Linked DNA regions of Homo sapiens: region 2 is linked to region 1. A link is a contact called in ENCODE Hi-C or POLR2A ChIA-PET data. All regions are on one chromosome and are shown on one strand. Each heading gives the region's core, a stretch centred on a gene start or an enhancer-like site at or near the end of the contact. The rest is flanking DNA. Distances are from core to core; before and after follow the strand shown. Region 1 overlaps RFX2 (regulatory factor X2). Region 2 has its middle 68 kb from the start of ACSBG2.

The links. Hi-C counts contacts between places; a loop is a spot of excess contacts on that map. ChIA-PET counts read pairs that join two places held with the same protein, here RNA polymerase II (POLR2A). Pooled maps may share reads with other maps.
Region 2: a loop to region 1 is called in a map with no recorded cell type, with 2.7 times the contacts of the local background. The contact joins two enhancer-like sites. A Hi-C loop is called at or near these places in 1 of 37 single-sample maps with no recorded cell type and 8 of 50 pooled maps. POLR2A ChIA-PET finds 5 or more read pairs at or near these places in 3 of 52 experiments (A673, BJ and MCF 10A).

What each region holds. Positions count from the first base shown.
Region 1 is chr19:6,064,064-6,068,766 of GRCh38, reverse strand. The region is part of intron 1 of RFX2 (regulatory factor X2); the gene reads left to right. All of the region lies in intron 1 of RFX2-AS1 (RFX2 antisense RNA 1), which reads right to left. Among named protein-coding and RNA genes, the nearest start is that of RFX2-AS1, 3.8 kb to the right of the region's middle. RefSeq lists enhancers at 2,575-2,869, 2,384-2,885. Within about 2 kb of position 1,931, at least 30 of the 41 ENCODE cell types and tissues checked have a DNase peak (open chromatin) inside an H3K27ac peak, as active enhancers do.
Region 2 is chr19:6,201,084-6,205,822 of GRCh38, reverse strand. No RefSeq gene overlaps it. Among named protein-coding and RNA genes, the nearest start is that of ACSBG2, 68 kb to the right of the region's middle. RefSeq lists enhancers at 1,697-1,746, 1,767-1,816. Within about 2 kb of position 2,227, at least 3 of the 41 ENCODE cell types and tissues checked have a DNase peak (open chromatin) inside an H3K27ac peak, as active enhancers do.

The sequences.
Region 1 (4,703 bases), core at 682-3,181:
TACCCCAAGCAAAAGCCAGAGCCCCTACAATGGCCTGTGTGGGCCTTTCTCCTTGCCTTCTGGTTCACTCAGCTCCAGTTTCAAGCCAGGCATTGTCCCACCTCGGGGCCTTTGTACTGGCTTTTCCCTCCATTAGGAACGCTCTTCCCCAGGATATCTGGACAGCTCCGTCCCACACCTTCCTCATCTCTTTAATGAGCCCACCCAGGGAAGCATTTGACAACGCTTTAAAAATTGCAACCCCTTCCTATCCCAGCACTCCTTCTGTCTGCTTCCTTTTCCCCCTGGTACTTGTCACCATATGATATAGGGTGTCATCTGACGTACGACATATTTTTCTCACTTACCTTGTTTACTGTCCATATGCTCCTATCCTCCCGCATGGTCTAGAATAGAAACTCCATGAGGGCAGGGAATTGTGTTTTGATGACTGGTCAATGCCAGGCCCATGCTATGGATCCAATAAATATTTTATTGAAATCAATGAATGACACAGGATCTCTGTTACTCATCCTTCTGGACATGGGGTTTGGAGTCCTCACAGCCGCACCTCAATGCCTCCCTTGGGATGCAGCATCCAGGCAGAACCCAGCCGTGTCCCCTAAGCAAAGCCTCCCATGGCACCAGCTGCTGGTGATTTGACCTCCAGGACTAGCATTCAAGGTTGTCACCACATCACCACTTAGCCATACATTAACAGCCCAAGAGTCTGGCTTCAAATTCCTCATCTCCCTGCAACACAGATTCAAATTCTAACAGTATAGAATCTGTCTTCCTTTCTTCTCAGGGAGGCATGTCTATTCCATTCCTATTCTAGGAATGACTCCTGGATGATATCTTAAAAAAACAGTTTCTGTGCACTGACTGTGTCTGTCTCAAAGGGCAAACCTCCGCTGAGAGCTCCTTGAAAGGTATGCTTGGTCATGCACAAATCTATCAGCATTGTGTGCTTTTATCATCCAAAATGTTGACCCATCGAGGCTGCAGCTACATGTTGCTCATTCTATCAAAATGTTTTAAGATCCTTGGCTGGGCCCACCAAAAACAAGAGCACTGCTTAGAGCTCTGTGTTCCCCTTGAAAGGTGGTGGTGCCACTTCACCCTCTCCTGGTCCCAAAGCCTCAGAGAAGCCATGCTCAGCCTGAACTGCTCCAGGCAGAACAAAAGCTGCACTAGCTTCAGTTTAGCCCTTTTCTTTTCCCCCTTCATGGGTCGAGATTGCCCAACCATGTGCCTCCTCTTTCCGGAGATATGTGTCCCTTGTGTGTCCTGCCATCTGGGGGCATCTGATGTGGCCTGGCTTCCTCTTAGAAAAGTCTTCCTCTCTCCGGGTAGGGAGGGAAGAGCCGGCGCAGTGATGTCAAAGATATACTGTAAGTCCCTCCCGGCAAAGCCCCACAAGGCATTTCTGACGCTGAGTCAGTGGTTCCCTTTGCACTTGTTCCATACGTACATGATATTTCCAAAAGTCGTTTTAATTTGGTATCAACTCCTCTGTTTTCACACTTTTTTCCAAATAGCTTAATCCATGATTCATTTTACTTCGCCCAGAAAACACTTGTGCAGCTATGAACTCTCCCACATTGTTTGTTTGATGATAAATAGATTCTTTCCTCTTGGAGAAAAGGGCACTTTCTCCTCCCAGTACTAGGAAGGATTGAAATCCCTCCTGTGATGCCCTCTTACCTCAGAGAGAGTTGTTCCTCCTTGGGTTTTGTTATTTCAGAACAAATATGGTAAACTGTTTTCCCCTCAGTTACTATAGAGAAGAGATTATTTGCCTTTCTCTTAGGGCTTCTGAAAATAATAGATTACATATTTGAGAGGGTTTTTTTTAGATCTGGTTAATGTGAGATAGAGGGGGTTGCTCCGGGATGACATTGTTTGGTTTGGGAAGTATTCTCCCGGTTGCCCAGCAACAGGCTCTTGGAAACGGGAGTGGACTGCGTTGCCCCTGGCAACCGTTGTTACTTAGCAAACAATGAGGGCCGGGCAAACAGTGCCAAGACTGCGGACTCCAGGTTTTAATTGAACATCTGCATATATTTTTCTCTGATTAAATTTGAGTTTGATTTGCCACAACAGGCAGACATGGATCCACTCGGGATCTGCTTGAAAGAACCAATATTGTAATGTTGACTCCCAGGCTGCACAAACGCAGAGGCCCCATTGAAACAAACTTCTGGCCATTCGAATATGTCCTAGACTGCTCTCAACTGGAGACTTATTTTAGTCTTAAGTGGAATTTCTTTTTTGATCTAATTCCTGGTGTTCAGAAAATCATTACTTGTCCAACCTACTACCGTACATCACTGATAAATCCGCAATTTCTGGAGCGCTTTTCAGCACGATGCCTTCATTTCTGCTGCCTAAGAATTTCAGAAGAGCAAAGAGTTGAGCCCTGGCTGGCTCACATGTAGAGACATTCACAGATAGGGTTGGCTGAGGGTGGAAATTGGACCCAGCACCTTCTGGTTTCATGTGCTCAATGTTCCTGTTAAGAAGTTGGGTCCACCCGTGGCCCTCAGTGGGATGTGTATGTTATGTTTATTAAGAGAGGTCGCACGTTCCCACTAACAAAGTGCCCTGTTGATGGGCACTTTGCAGCCACAGGTTGGATTTTGATCAAAACAGCCTCACTCCCCCACCTCCTCCGCTGGCAAGCCAGAGATAGCGATTGTTGACAAGGGTTTGTTGCTTAGGTAAACACCACCCCTGAACTTCATTCAGAGCGGGTGACACATTTCTTCCCCTCCTCCCAGCCCCGCCCCCAGCCCCCGCCCCCACTGCCAGGGCTATAAATTCAGAACTGTTAGCCAAGACAGGTTTTTGGTGAAGACTTTATTCTTCCTCATTCATCTCGAGTGCAATCTGACTAATGCAGCAACAGCCGCAAAAGTGCCGCCTGTAACAGACACTCCAGCCCCTCACTAAAACAGCTCCTGTGGTTCCCGTGGTGAGACTCGCTTTAGTTGTATGGATTTTTTTTAAGGACGATTCACTTTGTTGCTGAATGCCCCCAAGAAAATGTTCATTGCACGTTTGTTACCGGCATTTCAGCTAATCTTAGGACTATTTAAAGTATCTAAACAAATTTCCCAACTTTCTTTTGCAGCAGAAACTTATAATGGAATGTCATTTGTGTTTTTTTTGGAGACAGAGTCTCGTTCTGTCGCCCAGGAAGCTCCGCCTCCCGGGTTCACGCCATTCTTCCGCCTCAGCCTCCCGAGTAGCTGGGACTACAGGCGCCCGCCACCGCACCCGGCTAATTTTTTTGTATTTGTAGTAGAGACGGGGTTTCACCGTGTTAGCCAGGATGGTCTCGATCTTCTGACCTCATGATCCACCTGCCTCGGCCTCCCAAAGTGCTGGGATTACAGGCATAAGCCACCGTGCCCGGCCTTTTTTTCTTAAAAAGGCAAGCTGATTAGCCATCAGCCTTATTAGATGTGATAATTAGGATCCAATGGCTGCGAGTGTTGTTGGAATGAAAATGAATAAGGTCTGACTTACACAAAGACTCCCCCAAAGATTAAAATACATTATTTGTCCTGCAACCTGTTGTAGGATAGTGGTAGAAGACCACTATATACTTAAAAAGATAAATCCTCCCAAAGAAATGCTGTTCTACCTTCTACAATATTATTTTCTGCCCAGTCCCCAGTTTAAGTAAGTCATTTTTCAGGAATTAGAGCCTCATTTAAAATTTTTTTTAAATTTATCATTTTCTTATTTCCCATGGAAGTATTTTCCCATATATCAGGCTTTGCAATTTGGGCAAACCACTTAACATCTTTAGGTAAGTTTCTTCATCTGTTTGATGAAAGAGCTGGGTTAGGTGGTTTTTAAAGGGGCCTCTCCATGCTGTGGTTTTAGATGGAAATTCTTGAATTTGAACTAGGCTCTTTCTCCGCTTCTTAAATTCCAGAATCAAATCACGACTGGAGGGGAGGTAGGAGGTAGATTGAAAAGGTCCCCTATGTGATGTTGGTGGGATCCAGAAAGCCAGCCTCCTCCTGGCCAGAATCAGTCATGGAGATGTGGAAAGAACATGCACTGCCTGTTGCCCTGCCCTCACTGGCTGTCTCTAGAGATGGCTGTCAGGAGGAAGGGTCACACAGGCAGGACGAGACCCCATCCCCAGGTGGGCACAGGTGCCCAGTGGGCGTGCTGCCGGGTCAGGTCACCAGGCTGAGAAAGCAGGAGATGCTACTGCTGAGGAACTGTCACTTGTCATTTCAAGGTCCACTCCTCCACCCTCTGGCAGCATGAGTCGCTCTGAAAGATTTTGAAGCTGGGACAGGAGAGGGTGAGTGAGGTGAGGCCTCCGCATGCCAGGTTTTCACTGGCACATTCCCCATCTTCATCTTGACCATCAGCAGCTGCACTGCAGCCCTGCTCATGGTCAGAAAGGGAGAGAAACGTGAGAGGGAAAGAAAGGCTGGTAAGAGAAGGAGAACACAAAAGCATGATGCCTTAGGAAGCCGCTTCCAAGAATCCTGGGACAGGCCCCTGTGCTCAGCTGAAGACGGGAGCTGGAGGCCAACATGGTGAAGGTGGCTAGAACAGGTGAGCAGCCCGGAGCAGGCGGGCTGCTCATTCTCTTGTTCATTGCAAAACACGTCTTGAGCATCTTTGCAGGCAATGTGCTACGTAGGGTCTGGGGTTGGGGTGAGGGATCTGTGAGGGGGCTGCTGAGATGA
Region 2 (4,739 bases), core at 978-3,477, 140 kb before region 1:
AGAGTTTCCATCTCTGCTTACAAGAACCCACCTGTTGTAAGTTCTGTCTGCTTTTTCCATTAGAGCTCTTAGCATATTATTATTTAAAATTGATATCAGCCAGGCGTGGTGGCTCATGCCTGTAATCCTAGCACTTTGGGAGGCTGAAGCGGGCGGATCACTTGAGGCCAGGAGTTCGAGACCAGCCTGGACAACATGATGATACCCTGTCTCTACTAAAAATGCAAAAAAAATTAGCCGGATCTGGTGGCGCATGCCTGTAATCCCAGCTACTCCCTGCTGGGTGAGTGCAAGGTTCCTGGGAATCCCCAGTACCTGACACTCACAACATACCCTGTTGGGAGGTGGAATTCAGGGACAGTTCAGGCTTGGATCTTGCTCTCAAGGGGTTCCCCAATGTTCTGGATGGGTGGAGAGAGGGCTCAGTGCTGGAGAGCCTCAAGAAGTGGGGAGGGCTTTCTGGAAGAGGGGACATGAATGCGGGGATTCACAGGATGTATATGAGTTCACTAGATAGAGACTGTCTGGAAAGGTGAGCTGAGCATGCTCAGGACTGGGCCATTGAAAAATCCCACTAAGCGTAGACTTAAGTGGGAGCTCTTGTCAGCTCCCTGTCCTGAGGACTCTTCCTTGGGATCCCATAGAAGGTGGGCTGGTGGCTTCCTGCCCGCAAAACACTCCGGGGAGAGGCCGCGTGCCCTTTACCCTGCCATGATGGCACCAATGCTGGCGATGACCCACTCTTCTGAGTTGAGACCCATGATTCCCACGCTGTGGAAGCGCTCCAGGCCCAGCTAGGGGAGGGAGGTCCTCGTGAGGCACTAGGAGGCTCAGCCATCCCCGCCCCACCTGCCCGGGAGCCTCAGGCTGAGAACCTTTGGCTCCCTTTTCTCTGTCGCCTGTTTCTTCTTTTTCTTTCTTCTTCTTCTTTTTTTTTTTTTTTTTTTTTTTCTGAAACAAGGTCTTGCTCTGTTGCCCAGGCTGGAATGCAATAGCGCAATCATGGCTCACTGCAGTCTCAACCTCCCCCAGCCCCAGCAATCCTCCCGCCTCAGTCCCCCAAGTAGCTGGGACTACAGGTGTACACCACCACCCCTGGCTAATTTTTTAATTTTTAATTTTTTTGTAGAGATGGGATCTCACTATGTCACCCAGGCTGGTCTTGTACTCCTGGGTTCAAGCGATCCACTCGCCTTGGCCTCCCAAAGCACTGGGATTACAGACACCTCTCTTGTCCTGTTTCTTCTGTTGTTTTCTCTGATAAAATAACCCATCCCCCTCATGACAAGCAACCACACTTTCATCTAGAACTGGGGCTCTCAGCCAGGGGGTGACTCTGTTCCTCAGGGGACATTTGGAAATACTTGGAGACATTTGGGGTTGTCATAGCTCGGGGAATGAAACGCCACTGGCATTGATGGAAACTAGATACTCACAGGACATTCTCCACCACAAAGAATGATTCGGCCCCTAAGGACAACGGCCCTGAGATTGAGAAATCCCGGAAAAAAAAAAAAAAATACAAACAAAATACCTTCCTGACATTTTTAAGCATGCATACTTTACAGAGCCAGGGCAATACTACATGTACGTTATCAAGACCTGCCTTTGTTCACAAAACCATTCATCTTGACTGTTTTCCCCAGTCTTTAAATATTTCTCTGCAATATCAAATCTAACATAATATCATCTAGTATAGAGATGACATGATTTAATCATCCCCCGTATTGGCTGATACTTATGTAGGCTCTGGCTGCTGGGTTTTTTTGTTGTTGTTTTCACTTTTTTTTTTTTTTTTTAATGAGACAGGGTTTTGGCTGGACACAGTGGCTCACGCCTGTAATCCCAGCACTTTGGGAAGCCAAGGCGGGCGCATCATGAGGTCAGGAGATCAAGACCATCCTGGCTAACACGGTGAAACCCCATCTCTATGAAAAATACAAAAAATTAGCCGGGCGTGGTGGCAGGTGTCTGTAGTCCCAGCTACTCGGGAGGCTGAAGCAGGAGAATGGCGTGAACCCGGGAGGCGGAGCTTGCAGTGAGCCGAGACCGCGCACCACTGCACTCCAGCCTGGGTGACAGAGCGTGACTCCATCTCAAAAAAAAAAAAGAGAGACAAGGTCTTGCTCTGTCACCCAAGGCTGGAGTGCAATGGTGCGTTCATGGCTCATGGCAGCCTCGACCTCCTTGGCTTAAGCAATCCTCCTGCCTCAGGCTTCTGAGTAGTTGGGACTACACATGCACCACCACGCCCGGCTAATTTTCATATTTTTTAGAGATGGCGGTCTCACTATGTTGTCCAGGCTGGTATAAGCCACCATGCCCAGCCTGGTTTCACTTTTATTAGATAAAATGTTGGGGCGAACGCCCTGGTAGCTCAAGCTTTGCCTATGCACTGTGATTATCTGTGCCGACATATGGATCGACTTGACAATTTAAGATGGTGTAACTCTCTTGGTTCCATTCACTCAGGTGAGTCCATCGGATCCAGGTGGAGCCCCTCCCCACCACTCCAGACTCTTGGATACAACTGCCCACCCCTCATTTCCTCGTCTAACACGCATCTCAAACCCAAACAGCCCAGCTAGGGGAGGGATGTTACCCACAGCCCTCATCCCTAAATCTCCTCCCTCCACTCCAACCTACCATAATCTCAGACAACAGCAGCTCCATCCTTCAAGTGGCACTGACCAGAAAACTTTGGTCATTCTCAGCGGGTTTTGCTGAGACACCAACAAATTCTGTGGGCTCTGCTTTCAGAATCCGAACGCTTCTCACCCTCTCTCCTGCTACATCTTGGTCCAAACTATCATCATCTCAATCTCAGCTGGTCTCTTTCCCCTCAGTCTGTCCTCCCCACAGTAGCCAGAGAGCGCCGTGAGCACCTGAGTCAGGGCATATCCCTCCTCTGCCTCCATGGCTCCCACTCCCCCTCCCCTCGGGTAAAAGCCAAGTCCCCCACAAGGCCCACCAGGCACTTCTCAACCTTCCCCACCCCCTCCCTCCCTCACTCTGCTCCAGCCACAGGGGCCTCCTCCTCACTGCTCCTTCAACACAGCAGGCACTGTCCTGCCTCAGGGCCTTTGCACAAACTCCCCTTGACCTGGAACACCATCCCATAGATCTTTTCTCTTCATTGAAGTCTTTGTTGAAATATCACTTTCTCTCAGTGAGGCTCTCCTTAGCCACCTTTTTCTTTCTTTCTTTCTTTTTTTTTTGAGACAGAGTCTCACTCTGTTGCCCAGGCTGGAGTGCAGTGGCGTGATCTCGGCTCACTGCAACCTCTGGCTCCCGGGTTCAAGTGATTCTTCTGCCTCAGCCTCCCAAGTAGCTGGGATTACAGGCATGCACTACCATACCCAGCTAATTTTTGTATTTTTAGTAGAGACGGGGTTTCACCATATTGGTGAGGCTGGTCTCGAACTCCTGACCTCAAGTGATCTGCCCTCCTCTGCCTCCCAAAGTGCTGGGATTACAGGTGTGAGGCACTGCACCTGGCTAGCCGCCATACTTTTAAATTCTGCCCCCACCTCAACAGTTTACTCCTTTACGTGCTTTGGATTCCTCTGAATCACTGAACACTGTCTTACCTATTGCATAATTTACTTGTTTATTACATTGACAGAACAAGTCACAGGAGGTCTCTTATCCCCTTTCCTGATCTGAAAAATGGGTGTTCATTAATTCAACAAACATCAGAGGGTTGGCGCTGGTACAACAACAAGGCAATCTGGCCTCTCGCCCTCAAGGAAATGACCAAATAAACAAATGACCTTGGTAACTTGTAGCCATGATGATGAAAACTGGGAAGAATATTTTTTTGTGACAGAGTCTTGCTCTGTCGCCCAGGCTGGAGTGCAGTGGCATGATCTCGGCTCACTACAACCTCCACCTCCCAGTAGCTGGGATTACAGGTGTGCCACCATGCCTGGCTAATTTTTTTTGTATGTTTAATAGAGACAGGGTTTCACCATGTTGCCCAGGTTGGTCTCAAACTCCTGACCTCAAGTGATCCACCCATCTCAACCTCCCAAAGTGCTGGGATTACAGGCGTGAGCCACCGTGCCTGGCCCTGGGCAGACAACTTTTAAAGGGGCTGTCACAGAGAGGGGGAAGAGGGCAGGTTCGGGGAACCAGGGTAGCAAGGAAAGACCTCGCTGAGGAAATGCCACTGGAGAAGAGACACAGTAAAAACCATAATAATGGCCAGGCACAGTGGCTCATGCCTGTAATCTCAGCACTTTGGGAGGCCGAGGTGGGTGAATCACGAGGTCAGGAGTTTGAGACCAGCCTGGCCAACATGGTGAAACCCCCGTCTTTACTAAAAATACAAAAAATTAGCTGGATGTGGTGGCAGGCACCTGTAACCCCAGCTACTCAGGAGACTGAGGCAGGAGAATTGCTTGAACCCGGGAGGCGGAGGTTGCAGTGAGCCAAGATCGCACCACTGCACTCCAGCCCTGGCGACAGTGAGAGACTGTCTCAAAAACAAAAACAAAAACAAAAAAGAGGCCAGGCGCGGTGGCTTATGCCTGTAATCCCAGCACTTTGGGAGGCCGAGGCCGGTGGATCACGAGGTCAGGAGATGGAGACCATCTTGGCTAACACGGTGAAACCCCGTCTCTACTAAAAATACAAAAAATTAGCCAGGTGTGGTGGCGGGCGCCTGTAGTCCCAGCTACTGGGGAGGCTGAGGCAGGAGAATGGCGTGAACCCGGGAGGCGGAGCTTGCAGTGAGC